Regions from separate parts of the Homo sapiens genome. Here region 2 is linked to region 1. A link is a loop called in an ENCODE intact Hi-C map of the cell type or tissue named here. Cell type or tissue: IMR-90. All regions are shown on one strand. Each heading gives the region's core, and the rest is flanking DNA. Links, peaks and the distances in the headings are about the cores only. Region 1 has its middle 220 kb from the start of TBX3. Region 2 overlaps TBX3-AS1 (TBX3 antisense RNA 1).

What was found. Hi-C counts contacts between places; a loop is a spot of excess contacts. Peaks named below come from ENCODE experiments on the same cell type or tissue, not always from the same donor. Only the 100,000 strongest peaks of a DNase experiment are listed, where the experiment ranks them.
Region 2: a loop joins it to region 1, with 2.0 times the contacts of the local background. A loop is called at or near these places in 2 of 110 quality-filtered maps.

What each region holds. Positions count from the first base shown.
Region 1 is chr12:114,898,501-114,907,159 of GRCh38, reverse strand. No RefSeq gene overlaps it. Among named protein-coding and RNA genes, the nearest start is that of TBX3, 220 kb to the right of the region's middle. In IMR-90, for the core only: no CTCF peak of the experiment used is centred there; DNase peaks (open chromatin) are centred at 2,289, 3,569 and 3,889; H3K4me3 peaks cover 526 bases; H3K27ac peaks cover 552 bases.
Region 2 is chr12:114,759,143-114,767,801 of GRCh38, reverse strand. It overlaps TBX3-AS1 (TBX3 antisense RNA 1), which reads right to left. Exons shown (of 2, transcript NR_187552.1): 2 at 1-518. Among named protein-coding and RNA genes, the nearest start is that of TBX3, 79 kb to the right of the region's middle. In IMR-90, for the core only: no CTCF peak of the experiment used is centred there; a DNase peak (open chromatin) is centred at 4,981; H3K4me3 peaks cover 189 bases; H3K27ac peaks cover 1,942 bases.

The sequences.
Region 1 (8,659 bases), core at 471-8,470:
TGAGACAAGGGTCTGGCTGGTCATTCCAGTACTGTGTGCCTTTTAAAAGCAGCAAGGGTATCCCAGGATGACATTAGCACCATTTAACAAACTGTGCATTCAAAAATGGCCATGTCAAACTTCTCCACTAGACTGTGAGCTTCTTGAGGATAGAGTCATGTCTGTCTGACTTAGCAAAACCCATAGCCCTAGTCTAATCATGAGAAAAACATCAAACAAACCCCAGTTGAGGGACATCCTACAAAATATCTGACCAGTACTCCTCAAAGCTGTCAAGGTCATCAAAAACAAAGAAAGTCTGGGAAATGGCCACAGCCAAGAGGAGCCTAAGGAGATGGGACAACTAAATGTAGTGTGGTATCCTGGATGAGATCCTAGAACAGAAAAAGGACACGAGGACACACTAAGGACGTCTGAATAATAAAGTATGGGTGTTAGTTAATCATAATGCATCAATATTGGTTCATTCACTGTGACAAATATACCATACTCATGTAAGACGTTAATTATAGAGGATACTGCATGTAGGACAGGTGAGAGCTCTATACTATCTTGATGATTTTTCTGTAAATCCAAAACAGTTCCGAAACATTTATTTAAAAAAAAGTATAATTGAACAGTATAATAAAAAGTGAGGCAGAATGAAGAGGAGAAATTTCTTTTTGGCTTTTTTAGTTACAGTCTGATAGAGGTTGTGTCTTTCTGCGACTGTGTGGATATCCTTGTGTAAAATGTATTCATCACCCATTCCTTCCATGCATAGGTAGCTGTTTATTTTTTCTGTTGATTTCCAGGTTCTTTGGCTACCTAAGGCACCTATGGTCATTATCCTGCTTATACAGAGGCAAAAGTTGTATTGGGGTGTATCTATTCAGTGGGCCCTCAGCCCATCTTATTGATCCTGTTGTCCTCTTTCCACTCATATCCTTAAGTCAAAGGCCATACATGAGTGGGACCATAGACTTCAACATGGAAGGACAAACCACCAATGAGGGATGAGGCAATATTCTCATGAAAAGCCACCATAACCTATACCCTCTGCCATCACAAGCCAGGCCTGATGTTGGGATATTGCCTGCCCTCTAACTATTCCCTGAGTAAGTGATCACTATGGAGGCTGCTAACTGGGAAACATGGGGAATCCTAAATTAGTCCTGGCAAATGCCTCTGCACTAATAAGCCTTGGCACTCCCCTCACACCTTTCATCCAGGTAATCTCAAAGAACTTGTCCAAACATTAATTAATCTGGCCCACAACACCCCTGCTATTATTAAGCCCATTTTACAGATGGAAAAACAAACATGAAGCGATACCACTTGGGCAATGAGTTGGTGGCTTCATCCCCAACCCAGTCGCAGGCTCTGTGAGGGAAGGAGTGAAGTGAGTAGGTGCAGCAGCTGGGTACTCAGTGACCCCTGGTCTTGCCTCTAGTTTCTTGGCAATATGGAGAGTCAAATATTGGCCACAGGGGGACAAAGAGGCTTTAAAGTCAGACAATTGGGTTTTGAGTTTGTGAATTGGAAGTTCACAAATGGAAGGGACCATGGGGAAGTTCCATAAACTTTGTGTTCTTCCATTTCCCCCAACTGTTAAATGAAAAGTAAAAATTACCTTACTTCCTCTCACTGGGAGAAGATTTAGAAGATAGTGTGAGTATAGTCAACTGGGGGCAAGAAGGAAATGAGATTCTTGCTGAAATTCAATGCCTTAGATTCTCACTTGAGCCTTTAGGATGGAGCTCAGAACCAGGGAGACAAGATCTCAGAACGGGGAGCTGAGGGATAAGTATGAGGGACAGAGCTTAGGGAGCGGTTAAAAGGAAGTCAAGTAAGTTTTGACTGAGCCTTCAGCCATCAGCAAAGAGGGGGCCTCCAAGAAGCATGGTGTCACAAGGATATTCCAAAGGACTTCTGTTGGGAGGAGAAAGTTTCTGACAGGAAAGTTGAAGGGGGAGAGGGGAATCTTCATTCTGTACCAATCCTCCTGCCCCACCAGTGAACCAACTTGCGGGTGGCCTAGCTGATTCTAGCCAGTCAAAAATCGGAGGAAGCGGAAATCTTTAATTCACAATGGACAAATGCTGGAGCCTGGGAGCTGGTTCCGTATGTTGTTCCCTCTGAATAGTCATGAGATGCATGGTGGGCTGGGCACCCTCCTCCTGACCACTTTAAACAGGGAGCTTTCCACCTGAGTACCAACTGTGAAAAACAGGCCCCACTTCTCTCCCATCTCACTATGCAGCTGAGTGACCTGCTGGGCAGGCACAACAGCCAAGGTGACTCAGCATTTGAGTCATCCCCTGTGTCCCACACATGTTCACACACACACACTCACATACACACACTTTCTCACACACACTAACACACATGCTCTCACACACTCTCACACATGTTCACACACATACACACACACTTTTATACACACACTCACATTCTCGCACACTTCCTCACACATACACACACTTTTACACTCACACATGTGCACACATTCACACACACTCACATACACACTTTCTCACACACGCTTACACACATACACTTTCTCACGCAAACACACATGCTCATACACTGTTTCTCACACATGCTCATGCATACATTCACACTTTCTCACACACACTTTCACATACACACTCGTACACATTCTCAGACTCATATACACATTGTCACACTCACAATCACACACGATTCTAACACACACTGATGTTCCCCCGCACACTTTCACACACTTACATGTACATGCACTCATACTTTCACACACTTTCTCCCTCACACACCTTTACACTCTCATACACTCACACATTCCCCCCACACAGTGTGCACACACTCTCACACTGTCACACTCTCACATTCATACACACTTGCCCTCTCTCTCCAGCCACTCATACTGTCACACGTTCCCACACACATACACCCTTTCACAAACATGTATGCACACACACTCCCACACAATCAGACATGCTTTACACACATGTACACACACACTCTCACACACTCACACATTCCCATGCACTCTCACACTTTCACACACACGCATGCACACACATTTCCACACACTCACACACTTTCACACACGTATGCACACACTTGCACAGTCACATTCTCACAGTCTCCATACACTCAAACACACGCTCACATTCTCATACACACATTCTCACTTGTTCGCATTCTCCTACACACTTTCATACACACAGCCTCATGCACATGCACAAGTCCCTCACACTCTCACACACTTTCACACTCATATATGCACACACACACTCACACTGTCACATTCTCATGCTCTCCACTCACACACTCACATTCTCACACTCACACATTCTCATCACTCTTCCACACATTTTCATACACTCACACATAGCCTCACACACATGCACACACAGTCTCACACACTTTCTCACACTCACACACTGTCACACACATACACACTCACACTCACACACACCTCATTTCATTTGAACCATGTGGATGAGCAGTTCCCAGGATCCACGGAGCACAAGAGGTTCCCAGAGGAGCCCGCAGTCTCCTGAACTTCCTGCTGAGCAACCATTGCCTGTATCTTGCTTCTCCCACCGATGATGTGGTGTGAAGGAAGAGGTGAGCGAGAGACAGAGAGGAGGGAGAGAAGGACAAAGGGAGGGAGGGAGATAATATTTTACAGGCTTCAGAAGGGATCAGGCATAGCTTTCTCTATCACGGCATCCCTTCGTGTAGTAGATTTCAAGAAATGCTTTACTGAATGACATTGAATTTCTATAAGATTCCCCCTCTCTGCTGCCTTTGTGGACCGGTCCAGTAAATCTCCCTGCCGTCCTAGGGCAGGGTAAAAGCAGAAAGGCGAAGTCCAGGCTGGAGGGCTTAGCTCAGGAGAAGGCAAATAGCCAGGCCATTGAAACTGTGAGTGACTGAGTTGGTATGTGAGGAACAGAAAAACGGAAAGAGGGGAAAGTCAGCTTACTCATAATACAAAGTTGTTACGAGGATGAAACAACACAGTGCGTGCTGAGCCCTCATGACAGGGCCCACATGCTCCTCACAGGTGCTGCATAAATAAATGCTAATAAGTTGTAAATCACAATGCAAATAATTGGAGCCGCGGTTTAGTGTCCTGTTCCCATCCCAGCCTGAATAAACGCTTAAGGTGCATTCACGAGGTGGGGTGAAGTGAAGCAGGCTGGATCTAAGTGAGCTATTCTCTCATTCATTCACTCAACATGGGGCCAGGTGTGGGTACACAGAAGTAGACACGTGTCAGGGCATGTGCACAAACAGATAAGTAGGGTACTTTCAGAGTGGCAAGTGCAATGGATGAAATAATAAGGCAATGGGGCAGAGAATGATGACTGGGTGGCGTGTGAGGATAGTTGGAGAGGGCCTCTGAAAAGGTGACATTGGAGCAGAAAGACCTAAGTGATGAGGAGCTGGCCATGCAGAAATTGGCAAGAGGGTCGCAGACAGTGGGAATAGCAGATGCAAAAGTCCTAATAAGAACAAGCTTGGCATGTCCAAGGGCTACATGGGGTGGGAGGAGGGGATCCCAGAGTAATTATTGAGTGCAGATGCTGGGAGAAGCTTCCCTGTTCCCATGGTGATCTCAGAGAGCAGGCTGGGTATCGATACTGGATCGGAGACGAGCACAGCTGGATCTGAGAGGGTGGACCTTACCTCACTGTAAGAATCTGAAGGCCAATGAATAATTTCACTTCCAATCTTGGACACAATGGTTTTCCATATGGGCAAAGACTCTAAATGAAGGCCATTTGTTCCAGAAATGCAACATGCTGCTCACTCAATTTGAAAACCTCCAAGGACGAAAAAATAAAGCTCTGTACGAAAGAAGATGCTTGGTAATAAACATGATGCAGCATTAGGACAAATACCTAATGCATGCGGGGCTTAAAACCTAGATGACAGGTTGATAGGTGCAGCAAACCACCATGGCACATGTATACCTATGTAACAAACCTGCATGTTCTGCACATGTAACCCAGAACTTAAAGTAAAATAAATCAAAATAAAAAATAAAGAAACATGATGCAGCAATGCTCACTTTCCAAACAAGATGATAACTTTATGTTTGTTTTTTCACTTGGGAAAAATGAAGCACAAAGGATGATCAAATGCTTAGTGAAGAATGAAATGCTTTTAAAGTCAATTCCGCATGCAACTCTGTAATCGTACCTCTGCATAGGAACCAGAACTGACCAGTAACACTCTAAAATAAAAATTTTGTTTTGTCTTTGGGTGTTAGGATAATAAGCGATAATTTTTTCTTTTTGCAAAATATTTTCAGTATCGTCACCCCACCTTTCTAATTTAAAGGGGAAAAATGTATAAACACACTCCGGCAACTTCCAATCTATCCCGGAGATGAAATTGGAGCAAGGGGGCCATTTCACAGCTTGCCTTAATTTTGTTTCATTCTTCTATACCCTAAGGAGGTTGTTCATCATTACCTGGCTACAGAATTGAATAGGTGTGAAATCCAAGCTGATAGCAATACATCACTCCCTATTGAACTTCAAAGCTCAGGCCAAACTGCCTATAAAAATAGTTTTCATTCCGTGCCTTAATCTCTTTCATACATTTTCATTGTGAGGAGGTTTTTGGGGGAGTGGATTTTAAAAGTTTTACCATCCTTTGGGTGAGTAATAGGTGACAGTCATGCATAGCATAGCCGAGCCGGGAGAGGGGCAGAAAGCCAGAGTTCCCAGAGTGTTAATTTTGGTTCATGATGAGGCCAAGCCTGGACCTTATCAGACACCTTTATCAGAGCAATCACTAACAAGGTAAGTACGAAAACCATACAAAGACTTCTCATAATAAATGTCTTAATAAAAGTATTTATCAACCGCCTACTGCGGACAAATAATTGAGCTGTGTTAGAGTGGACCGTTTTCTAATTCCACTGCCCTAAAGCCGTAGTGTTGTACAACAAAGAACCTGAAACAGCCCAGTGTGTTTAGGGCTTTGATTGCTAAGATGCCTAAAATTACGGCCTGCATCCAAAACTTCCTTTTTGCAAATAACTGTCTTTTCTGAGGAATGAGGGGTCCACTTATTACTCAATTATTCATGTTACTAGTTTTTATAATTAACTAGAATAAATTACAGAATATGAGGGTCTGAAACTGGAGAGTCATTTTTATCCAAAGAAGTTAAAATTTCCACCTGCAAACGTAGAAACAAGTTGTAAAGAATAATAACAATAACAATAACAAACATTTGTATAGTGCTTATGATGTGCCAGGCACTATTCTAAGTACTTTTGTGTTCATTGATTTAATTCTTCTGACAACTCTTTGAGGAAGACATTAACATCTTTTTACAGTGGAGGAAACTGAGGCACAGAAAGGCTAAACAACTTGCCCAAGGTCACACAGCTCTTAAAGAGAGGAAGTGGAATTCCAAACCGATGAAGTCCAGCTTTTATTAAAGCATTCTTCCACATTTTCAAAAACCATTATTATTACTAACTTAGCTACTGCTGATATTATGGCTATTGGCACTTTATAGTGTGTGTAAAATGTTTCTGTATCTCTGTCCCATCTGCCTTGCTGGATGTGATAAAGACGATTTGAACAGGATGTATGACTTCATTTCAGATGAGAAGAATGACACTCAAAGAGGTTAAATAAAGTTGTATTTGTAGTTGTGCTTATGACTTAGAAGCTTGTATTCACCACCCCTAATCCATGTGGACGTCGCATGACTTGGGCATGAGATCAACTTTATAATTATATTATAAATAGATAAATCTCCATTTTTCTGGTTGGATGTGTAGAAAAGAGGAAGAAAGGCACAAAATAAATTACACTGACTTCAAACTAAGAAAACGAGGGAGCAGAGAAAAGGATGCTTTCCCCAGGGACAACCATTTTCAGATGAGATCCAAAATGGCGACTGTCTTTTGCCAAGTAGAGCGGCAGTGTGCTCACCCTTTAACTGGTCAGTTGCAAAGGATCAGGGAAAAAAGGGCCGAGAAGGAGAGTTTGGAGACAGCCTTTATGGAGTGAGTAATTACTGTGTAGAGTGGGCAACTCCCCCAGGAAGCAGAGAAAGTTGTAACCCTGACCATATTTGAAGAAGAGGAAGACAGGCACTTATAGGAAATAAATGATGTGTTCTTGGGGAACGAGACAGGCTTATATGAATTGCAGAGACCTCTGCTTTCCGCAAATGCTGCTTTTAAACAGTAGGTAGGAGCTGGAGCCAAAACGGCAAGGACAGGTTTATGTGGATGCCCCTCATTTTTGAGTCAGTGTCAACCATCTTGAAAGCATGGCCATTGTCGGAGATGAGTTCAAAGCACTTGGTAGAGAACAACGCTTCGTTGTAGGCTGCTCTGCCAGTTTCTCCGGCACCCTTGTCTGCTGATGTCCACTGCAATGCAGATGTGTGCTGCTTGCTTCCTTCATGTATCATTTCTTCTAGCTTTTTCACCTTTACACTTCCTGTACCCTCTCCCCACCCAACTCCACCTGGAATGACCTCTATCTCCTTTGTGTGACTGGCAAAGTCTAACTGTTTATCCCTGAGCTGTCAGCACCTCTGAAAACAATCCTTTCTCTTCTTCCCTGGGCAAAATTAGGTCCTTTCTCCTTCATGCCCTCCCACCCCAGCACCTTATAACATCCCTACTTTAAAGCATTTGTATCTTCATATTTCATCTGTTCATTAGTCCATCTCCCCAACCAGATTCTGAAAAACCAGAGGGCGTCGACCAAGCACAACGCAGTTAGGAAGAGACTTTGTGGTCAGACCACCCATATGGCCTCAAGCAAACTCCTTAATTTCTCTGAGCCTTAATTTTCTCATCTGTTAAATGGGGATAAGAGTAATAACATGATTTCTGTTAAAATTAAATGAGATAATGTAGTTTAGCAAGCCATTTAACACAATGCTTAACTGTAATTATTATCGATTCATCTCTAAATCCCCTGAGTCTAGCATCATGATAAGCCATGGAAAATACTTAGTAAATGCTAAACACAGTACTTTTTGGCATTTCTTTCAGCATAAAGCCTTTGTGTTCTAATTTAAATTTATGTAAAACAATATAGAGAATTGTTCTGAGCATCAATTCTGGAGCCAGATATCCTGAGTTTGAGTCTGCGTTCTGCCACACTAGCTATGTGGCTTTAGGGAAGTTATTTATTCTCTCTGGGCTTCAATTTTCTCTTCCATGAAATGGGAACAATAACAGTACCTAATTCAAGTGTTGTTATGAGGAATAAATAATTTATGGAAAGTGCTTAGGATAGTGTATTTCATGTAAGAAGCATTTTATGAATGACTGACATTAGCTATAATTAGGATCCCAGTATACAAAAGAGTTAAAGTAGAAGAAGGAATGGGATCTGTAGCTCTGCCCAACCTTTCACCTCAATTCCTCACCACCCCCCAAAGAAAGCTTCTAAGGATAAAACCATGGTTTCAAAGCAATGCTCAGCAAATGGATTTTGAAATAACTGATGTTAGCCTAGAGAAGCCCAAGTTTCTCTGCTCCTATCTGCATCAATAAGACAGATGGCCAGTCTTGTAGGAGAAGAGATTTCTGTTACAGTTATCTTTTGCTGTGTGAAGAACCACCCTAAAAACTTAGGAACTTAAGATAACGACAGTCATTCATTTTGCTCACAAATTTGTAATTTAGCAGGGA
Region 2 (8,659 bases), core at 165-8,164, 140 kb after region 1:
CTCCATCCCATAAACTCGGTGCCCACAATAAGTATATTTGTGTAGTAATTAATGTGAGATCAGAGACACAAGTTTTGCCAAAAGGCCATTGTCAGTATGGGGTACATTATTTAGGTCAAGAATCCAGTTTTCCAAATGTGGTATACATTGTGCTCGCTGTAATTAAGCGTTTTGTCATCTAACGACAAAGCGAGCAAGAGTGACTCCCAGACGGATTATACCTAAAACACAGTTTCCAAATGTTTCTTCTTGGCAAATCTTTTAAGGAAATTCTATGCAGAAGGAATGTCAAGACATCTGTAATTAGATCTGGGAGAAAAGGGTGGAAGGAAGATTACTGGGCTATTTTTTTTATTTTGTCTCTCAAAGAGACCCCCTGTAATTCCACGTCCTGGCTGTCAAGAGCCTTATCCATCACGGGTTCCTGGGTCATCTGTCTTTGCATTCACTTTCTTGCCGAGGTCTCCAGTAACACCCTTGCAATGCCAATTCTCCTCCAAGAAGTTTACTGCAAGCCGCTGTGAAGACAGAACGGACAGCGTCCAAAGTGCCTTGGGCCAGGCCCGTTCTTCGAACTCGGTAGATTTTGTTTCTGAAGGTTTCTGCTTTGTCATGCGCCTGGAGGTCTTATTAAGAAAGTAGAGGCCAGGCGCGGTGGCTCACGCCTGTAATCCCAGAACTTTGGGAGGCTGAGACGGGGGGATCATGATGTCAGGAAATCTAGACCATCCTGGCCAACATGGTGAAACCTCGTCTCTACTAAAAATACACAAATTAGCTGGGCGTGGTGGTGCGTGCCTGTAACCCCAGCTACTCGGGAGGCTGAGGCAGGAGAATCAATTGAACCAGGGAGTCGGAGGTTGCAGCGAGCCAAGATCACACCACTGCACTCCAGCCTGGTGACAGAGGGAGACTCTGTCTCAAAAAAAAAAAAAAAAAAAAATGCCGGGCGCAGTGGCTCACGCCTGTAATCCCAGCACTTTGGGAGGCGGGCGGATCACGAGGTCAGGAGATCGAGACCATCTTGGCTAACAGGGTGAAACCCCGCCTCTACTAAAAATACAAAAAATTAGCTGGGGATGGTGGCGGGCGCCTGTAGTCCCTGCTACTAGGGAGGCTGAGGCAGGAGAATGGCTGAACCCAGGAGGCGGAGCTTGCGGTGAGCTGAGATCATGCCACTGCACTCCAGCCTGGGCAACAGAGCGAGAGTCTGTCTCAAAAAAAAAAAAGAAAAAGAAAAAGAAAAGAAAGCAGAATGGAGTGCAGTTTGTAGGTCCCAGGGCTGCAATTTGGAAGACATTCATATTGCAAGGGAAATTGAAGAGGGAGCTAAAAGGATCCTTCCAGCACTGTGCATTTCAACTTTTTGGAGGGGCCGCAGCAGTAGGGGGGTGCATATTGGGGTGCATAGCCCCATCTGGGTCTGATGTTGGATGTTGGTTTGCATCTGTTTCTAGTTTTGTATGTTGGTATGGGTCTGCTTGTGCATGAATATGCTCCTGTACGCCTGTGGGTCTTTTGCATGTGTTTGCAAGCGTGTGATGCCTCGCTGTGCATGGGTCTGGGGGGGGGGGGTGCTGTCTCTGAGCATATTGCTGTGTGTGTTTCAAAGGCCGCTATGTGCTTGCCACACGCTCGGGGGCATTTATAACTTTATGTATGTGCATGAAAGAGCAACTGGGAAATATACTGCATTCATTATACTTTATACTCCCTTTTCCAACCAACAGGCTATCTGCAGACCTCTCAGCTCCTCATCACCCAAATACGATCTTAGGGGGTTCACAAAATAAAACAGGTCATAAATCTCAAGACTGGCTAGAACCTGGGGAGTTTTAGACAGAGAGAGGAGGGGGAAGGGCGGCAGGAGGGAAGTGGGTAAGAAGGGGTATTTTGATGAGGAATCTCTGCCCCTTCATGAAGCACTTCTCCGTGATGCCAACTTAGAGGCAATTTGCTCTTAGTACTAGGTGGGATCAGTCCAAGCGTTTGGGGATTTCTCCTCTCACTCGACCCCCTCCTCTTCTCCGTGCTAACAGCCAAGAACAGATGTGCCCCACTTTAATAATGCTGACCAGCTGGGGAGGCTGCAGCAAATGTCCACAGTTTTTTCCCCAAATGCTGATGTCTAAGGAGGCCTCTGGGATGAAGACAGGGGTCTCTCAGGCACATTTTGGGATCCTCCTGCTTCCAGAACCTTCCTCAGGTTTCCCTGAAAGAGGACACTAAAGAAAATATGGAATGCCTATAGTCTGTGCTTTTGGTATCCATGTGGCTGCATTGGTGTCCATTATGACCCAAGATGCTACAAGTGTAATATTCTGGGGTCCTCTGGACTGAGATGGGACCAGCATGCGTGAATAGGATTCAGGACAGAGCCGCGAAGCCACGCTTTCCATTAATTAATTAATTAATTAATTTTTAAAGGCAGGATCTTGCTTGTTGCCCAGGCTGGAGTGCAGTGGCACGATCATAGCTCACTGCAGCCTTGAACTCCTGGGCTCAAGTGATTCTCCCACCTCAGCTTCCTGAGTAGCTAGGACTACAGATGCACTCCACCATACTTGGCTAATTTTTTTTTTTTAAGTAGAGACGGAGGTCTCACTATGTTGCCCAGGCTGGTCTCAAACTACTAGGCTCAAGCCATCTTTCTGCCTCGGCCTCTCAGTGCTGGGATTACACATGTGAGCTACTGGGCTGACTCACTTTCCCTTTATTTTTATTTTTATTTTTTTTTAATAGAGAGACAGGGTCTCATCTCACTATGTTGCCCAAGCTGGTCTCGAATTTCTGAGCTGGAGTTCTCCCACCTCAGCCTCCCAAAGTGCTAGGATTACAGGCATGAGCCACCACACCCAGCCCCATTTTCCTTTTAAATGGCTGAAAAGAGGCAAGCTCTGATTGTCGCCCACGTAGATTATTTTTTCCCCTCCAGAAGATGAAAAGGGCCATTTGTTTGTAGAAGTCTCAACCTGGCATATTGGTCCATTTCATGTGTCAGTTTGCAGTTTTCTCTCCTCTGAAGGGCTGCTTGGGGAACACAAAGGCAGGAAATTCGATTCTACACAGGCCCCGTGACATCTCTGTTTGAGGGTGTGTGTGTGTGTGAGTGAGTGTGTGTTTGTATGGCGGCTGACAACGTGTTCTCTTCAATCAGATCATTGCTTCATGGTCTTATTGTCCCTGCAGCTTTAGAAACAGCTGGGGGGATTCTGTAAGAATCATTTGAATAAAACTTCTCATAAACTGTCCACTACAGAGTTTGGGAAGATAAACCTGTACTGTTAGGATTTTTTTTTTTTAAGACAGTCTGTGCTGATTTTCCAAATGTATTTCTTTAATATATGTGCTCCTCTCAGCACATATATTCCTTTTTTTTTTTTTTTTTTTTTTTTTTTTTTTGTAGAGACAGAGTCTCGCTCTGTCACCCAGGCTGGAGTGCAGTGGTGAGATCTCGACTCACTGCAACGCCTGCCTACCGAGTTCAAACAATTCTCCTGCCTCAGCCTCCCAAGTAGTTGGGAACACAGACATGCACCACCACACCTGGCTAGTTTTTTTGTATTTTTAGTAGAGAGGGGGATTTGCCATGTTGGTCAGGCTGGTCTCAAACTCCTAACCTCAAGAGATCCGCCCGCCTTGGCCTCCAAAAGTGCTAGAATTACAGGTGTGAGCCACTGCGCTAGCTTCAGCACACATCTGCTTCTAATTCAGGTGCAACATACACAGAAAACTACACACATAACATATGCATACCTAGCATTCAGATTAAAAAGAAACAGACATCCCCAGAAGTCCCCACAGTGTCTCCTTCCAGTCAATATGCACTAGGATAAAGCAACCACTCTCCTGACATCTAACAGAATCGATTAGCTCTGCATATTTTTGTGCTTTTCATCAACAGAACCACACAACATCACACTTGAGTAGCTGGCTTCTTTCCTTCAAAATTAAGTGTGTGAGGCCCGGCATGGTGGCTCACACCTGTAATCCCAGCACTTTGGGAGGCTGAGGTGGGTGGATCACCTGAGGTCAGGAGTTCAAGACCAGCCCAGCCAACATGGTGAAACCCCATCTCGACTAAAAATATAAAAAAATTAGCCGGGTATGGTGGCAGGCACCTGTAATCCCAGCTACTTGGGAGGCTGAGGTAGAAGAATTGCTTGAACCCGGGAGGCAGAGGTTGCTGTGAGTCGAGATTGCCCCACTGTACTCCAGCCTGGGTGACAGAGCTAGACTGCCTCAAAAAAAAAAAAAAAAAAAAAAAAGTAAAAAATGGGCTGATTCAGTAGTATCTCGTTATTACCAAAAGTATCTCATCAATACTGAAAAAAAAAAATTAAGCACGTGAGATTCACCACATTGCTCTATGTATTTGTAGATCGATGACTTTTCAACTGGGATTCATTGTGTGCGTCAGGGGATGTTAGACAACGTCTGGAGACATTTTTGGTTGTCACAACTGGGGGTGCATCTAGTGGATGCAGACCAAAAATGCTGCACAACATCTTACAAGGCCCAGGACAGCCTCCCTCCCCGCCGCCCCCCGCCACACACAAATTACCCAGCCCCAAATTTTAATAATGCAGAGATAAAAAATTCCAGTTTGGATCCATCATTGTCCTGGCTGTGCTTTGATTCCTCTGAAACACCATTTTTAATACTTCCTGGATGCCTAGGCAGGCACAGTGGAGTTAGCCTGAACTTCAAGTTCAAAGCTTCAGCTCAGAGGCAAGTTTACTGACCTCTAGTTTTATCCCCGAGGTGGGGGCAGGGAGGGTGGAAGGGTATTGGGATTGGATGGGAAGATGGAAGGGAGCAAAGGAGGGTCTTTCCCTAATGGTTTCTTAATCTCGTCTGGTGATGAATTTGACCTTAGAAGGACGTTGCAAGCCACATCTGCCTCTCTGGCAAGCAGGGGAAGGAAATGACAGAAAAGTTCTTACAGAGCCACACCGATGTACACAGACATAAACAGACAACCGCACAAGTCCAAACAGACACCCCCCACAGCTCTGAACACACACATACACACGCACGCACACACGCACGCGCACACACACACACGCACGCACACACACACGCACGCACATACATACTCACCAGCCAACACCCGGCCACACAGCAGGCCCCAGAGACACACGCTAGAGGAGAAAAGAAACACCAACACTGTCCTTAAAGGGGCCTCTCTCCACATCCAGCTATTTAAAGAAATAGTTAAGCCGGCCAAGTTCAAGGAAACCCAGCCAGCGCAATGACCACGTCTGTCTTGTTCTGTCTTGTCGTATAACGCTTGGGCCTTGTCGTATAACACTTGGGCCTAAACTCAGGGTTTCTCCACCTCAGCACTCTTGATATTTCCAACTGGGTAATTCTTTGTTATAGGAGCCGGCCTGTGCATTGCAATATATTTAACAGTATCTTTGACCTCTACAAACTAGATGCACCCCAAGTTGTGTCAACCAAAATTGTCTCTAGATATTGCACAATGTCACCTGGGGACATCACCCCTAGTTGAGAACTACTGACCTAGCACTGCAGTGGGCTTATAGAAGCATCCTCCAAATGAATTTTTTTTTTTTTTTTTTTGACAGAGTCTTGCTCTGTTACCCAGGCTGGAGTGGAGTGGCACGATCATGGCTCACTGCAGTCTTGACCTCCCAGGCTCAAGCAATCCTCCCACCTCAGCCTCCCTAGTGGCTAGGACCACAGGCCTGTGACGCCACGCCTGGCTAATTTTTTAAAGTTTTTGTAGAATTGGGGTCTCACTATGTTGCCCAGGCTGGTCTTGAACTCCTGGGGCCAAGGAATTCATCCTCCTCAGCCTCCCAAAGTGCTGGGATTACAAATGTGAGCCACCATCCGTAATCCCAGCCCCACATGAAATATGTGTTGATTCAATCAATGAGCCACTCTCATTCCTTCTTGAAAATAAATGGGGACCAGCTACAGTGGCTCACGCCTTTGGGAGCACTTTGGGAGGCCGAGGCAGGTGGATCACCTGAGCCCAGGAGTTCGAGAACAGCCTGGCTAACGTGGTGAAACCCTGTCTCTACTAAAATACAAAAATTAGCCAGGCATGGGGGCGGATGCCTGTAATCCCAGCTACTCAGGAGGCTGAGGCAGGAGAATCGCTTGAACCCAGGAGGTGGAGGTTGCAGTGAGCCAAGATGGTGCCACTGCACTCCAGCCTGGGTGACAGAGCCAAACTCCATCTCAAAAAAAAAGAAATGGGCTCCTAAGAAGAGTCAGCTGATCTCTCCTCTTCAGCATCGACATACATCAAGAGTTAAAAAGAAAACAAAGTCGGGCACGGTGGCTCACGCCTGTAATTCTAACACTTTGGGAGGCAGAGGCTGGCGGATCACTTGAGATCAGGAGTTTGAGACCAGACTGGCCAAAATGGTGAAACCCCATCTCTACTAAAAATACAAAAAAAATTGGGCAGAGTGGCACACGCCTGTAGTCCCAGCTATTCAGGAGGCTGAGATAGAAAAATTGCTTGAACTCAGGAGGCAGAGAGTGCATTGAGCCAAGATCATGCCATTGCACTCCAGCCTGGGCAACAAGAGTGAAACTCCATCTCAAAAAAAAAACAAAACAAAACAAAAACAAAAAAAACAAGGCCAGACGTGGTGGCTCACAGCCGTAATCCCAGCACTTTGGGAGTCTGAAGCGGGGAGATCACCTGAGGTCAGGAGTTCGAGACCAGCCTGACCAACATGGAGAAAACCCCGTCTCTACTAAAAACACACAAAAAATAGCCGAGCATGGTGGCGGGCACCTGTAATCCCAGCTACTCAGGAGGATAAGGCAGAAGAATCGCTTAAATCCAGGAGGTGGAGGTTGCGGTGAGCTGAGATCGCGCCGTTGCACTCCAGCCTGGGCAACAAGAACGAAACTCCATCTCAAAAAAAAAAAAAAAAAAAAAAAAAAAAAAAAAAATTGGAGATAGGTCCTAGGCTTCTTCCTCTACCTGGAATCCCAGCCTCTGAGACTAAGGCTTATGCTGGATTCTGCCTGGGTGGGGGCCATCTCTGCCATCAATGACGACTCTTGAAGAAGCAGCCCCCAGAGAGATGCCTACGCCACATGTGCTCTGTCATTTGATTGACGGACATGAATGCACTTTTCCGGACGCTGATTGGGTTTTAATTGTGTTTGGAACATTGTGCTCCCCACGCACCAGCTGAATTTGCTTCTGCATTCAGAAATGTTTTCACCTTCTCTTTTCTCTGGTGTGTCTGCCATGCTGCAGTTGGTGGCAGTGAGAAGGGCGATTGGGACCAGACAGTGCATCTGTGGAATTTTCCACACATTAGCCAAACCGGATCTGGAGCTTTCTTTGTTTTTACCCCTCTCCCCCGAGGACATATGAGTCTGGAAACAGGCTGGGAAGTGGGACTTCTGGCAGACTTAGCTGTAGGCTTAGGTGTCTACTGTCTGCATGTGGGAGGTAGGTCAGCCTTCTACCATCATCTCCAGCAACTGAAGGTCATACAGTCATTCAGCAAACATCCTCCAAATGACAGAGCATATCAGGCACTGAGGTTACAGAGATAATATACCTGTTTCTGGCTTTCACGTAGCAAGAGAAAGACTACAACAGCTCATTCAAGCATTTATTTTCAGGTAGTCTTCTGTACACTTTATAAATACTCACCCAATGAATCATAAAAATAACCCTATAAAATAGGTTTTGTTTTTTTTTTTTTCTTTTTTGTTGAGACAGAGTCTCACTCTATTACCCACTCTGGAGTACAGTGCTGCGATCTCGGCTCGCTGCAACCTCCACCTTGCGGGTTCAAGTGATTCTCCTGCCTCAGCCTTCCAAGTAGCTGGGACTACAGGCGAGCGCCACAATGCCCAGCTAATTTTTGTATTTTTTTGTAGAGACAGGATCTTACCATCTTGGCCAGGCTGCCCTCAAACTCCTGACCTCAAGTGATCCACCCGCCTCGCCCTCCCAAAGTGCTAGAATTACAGGCGTGAGTCACCACGCCCAGCTAGGAGTATTTTTTAACAGCTTTATTGAGAAATAGATATACAAAGAATGGGATATATTTATTTATTTTATTATTATTATTTTTTAAAATAGAGATAAGTTCTCACTATTTTGCCCAGGCTAGTCTTGAATTCCTGTGCTTAAATGATCCTCCTGTCTCGGCCTCCTAAAGTGCTAGGATTACAGGCGTGAGCTACTGCGCCTGTATATATCCAAAACTGGATATATTTAACGTGTGTAAGTTTGATGAGTTCAAATGTGTGTGGACACCCGTGCTACCACCATCACATTCAAAGTAATAGACATATCCAACACCTTCCTAAGTGTCCTGTGTGCTTTTGTTTTTGTTATTGTTTTTTGTTTGCTTTTCCTGTGATAAGAACATTTAACATGAGATCTACCCTCCTATCATATTTTGAAGTTCACAATACTGTATTAACTATAGCACAATGTTGTACAGAAGAGCTCTGGATCTTACTCATCTTGCATGACTGAAACTTTATATCCACTGAACAACACCTCTCCATTTTCCCCACCCCCAGCTCCTGGCAGCCACTTTGCTTGTTTATTTGTTTGTTTGTTTGTTTTTGTAAGATATAGGATCTCACTTTGTTGCCCAGGCTGGAGTGCAGTGGTGCAAACATGACTCACTGC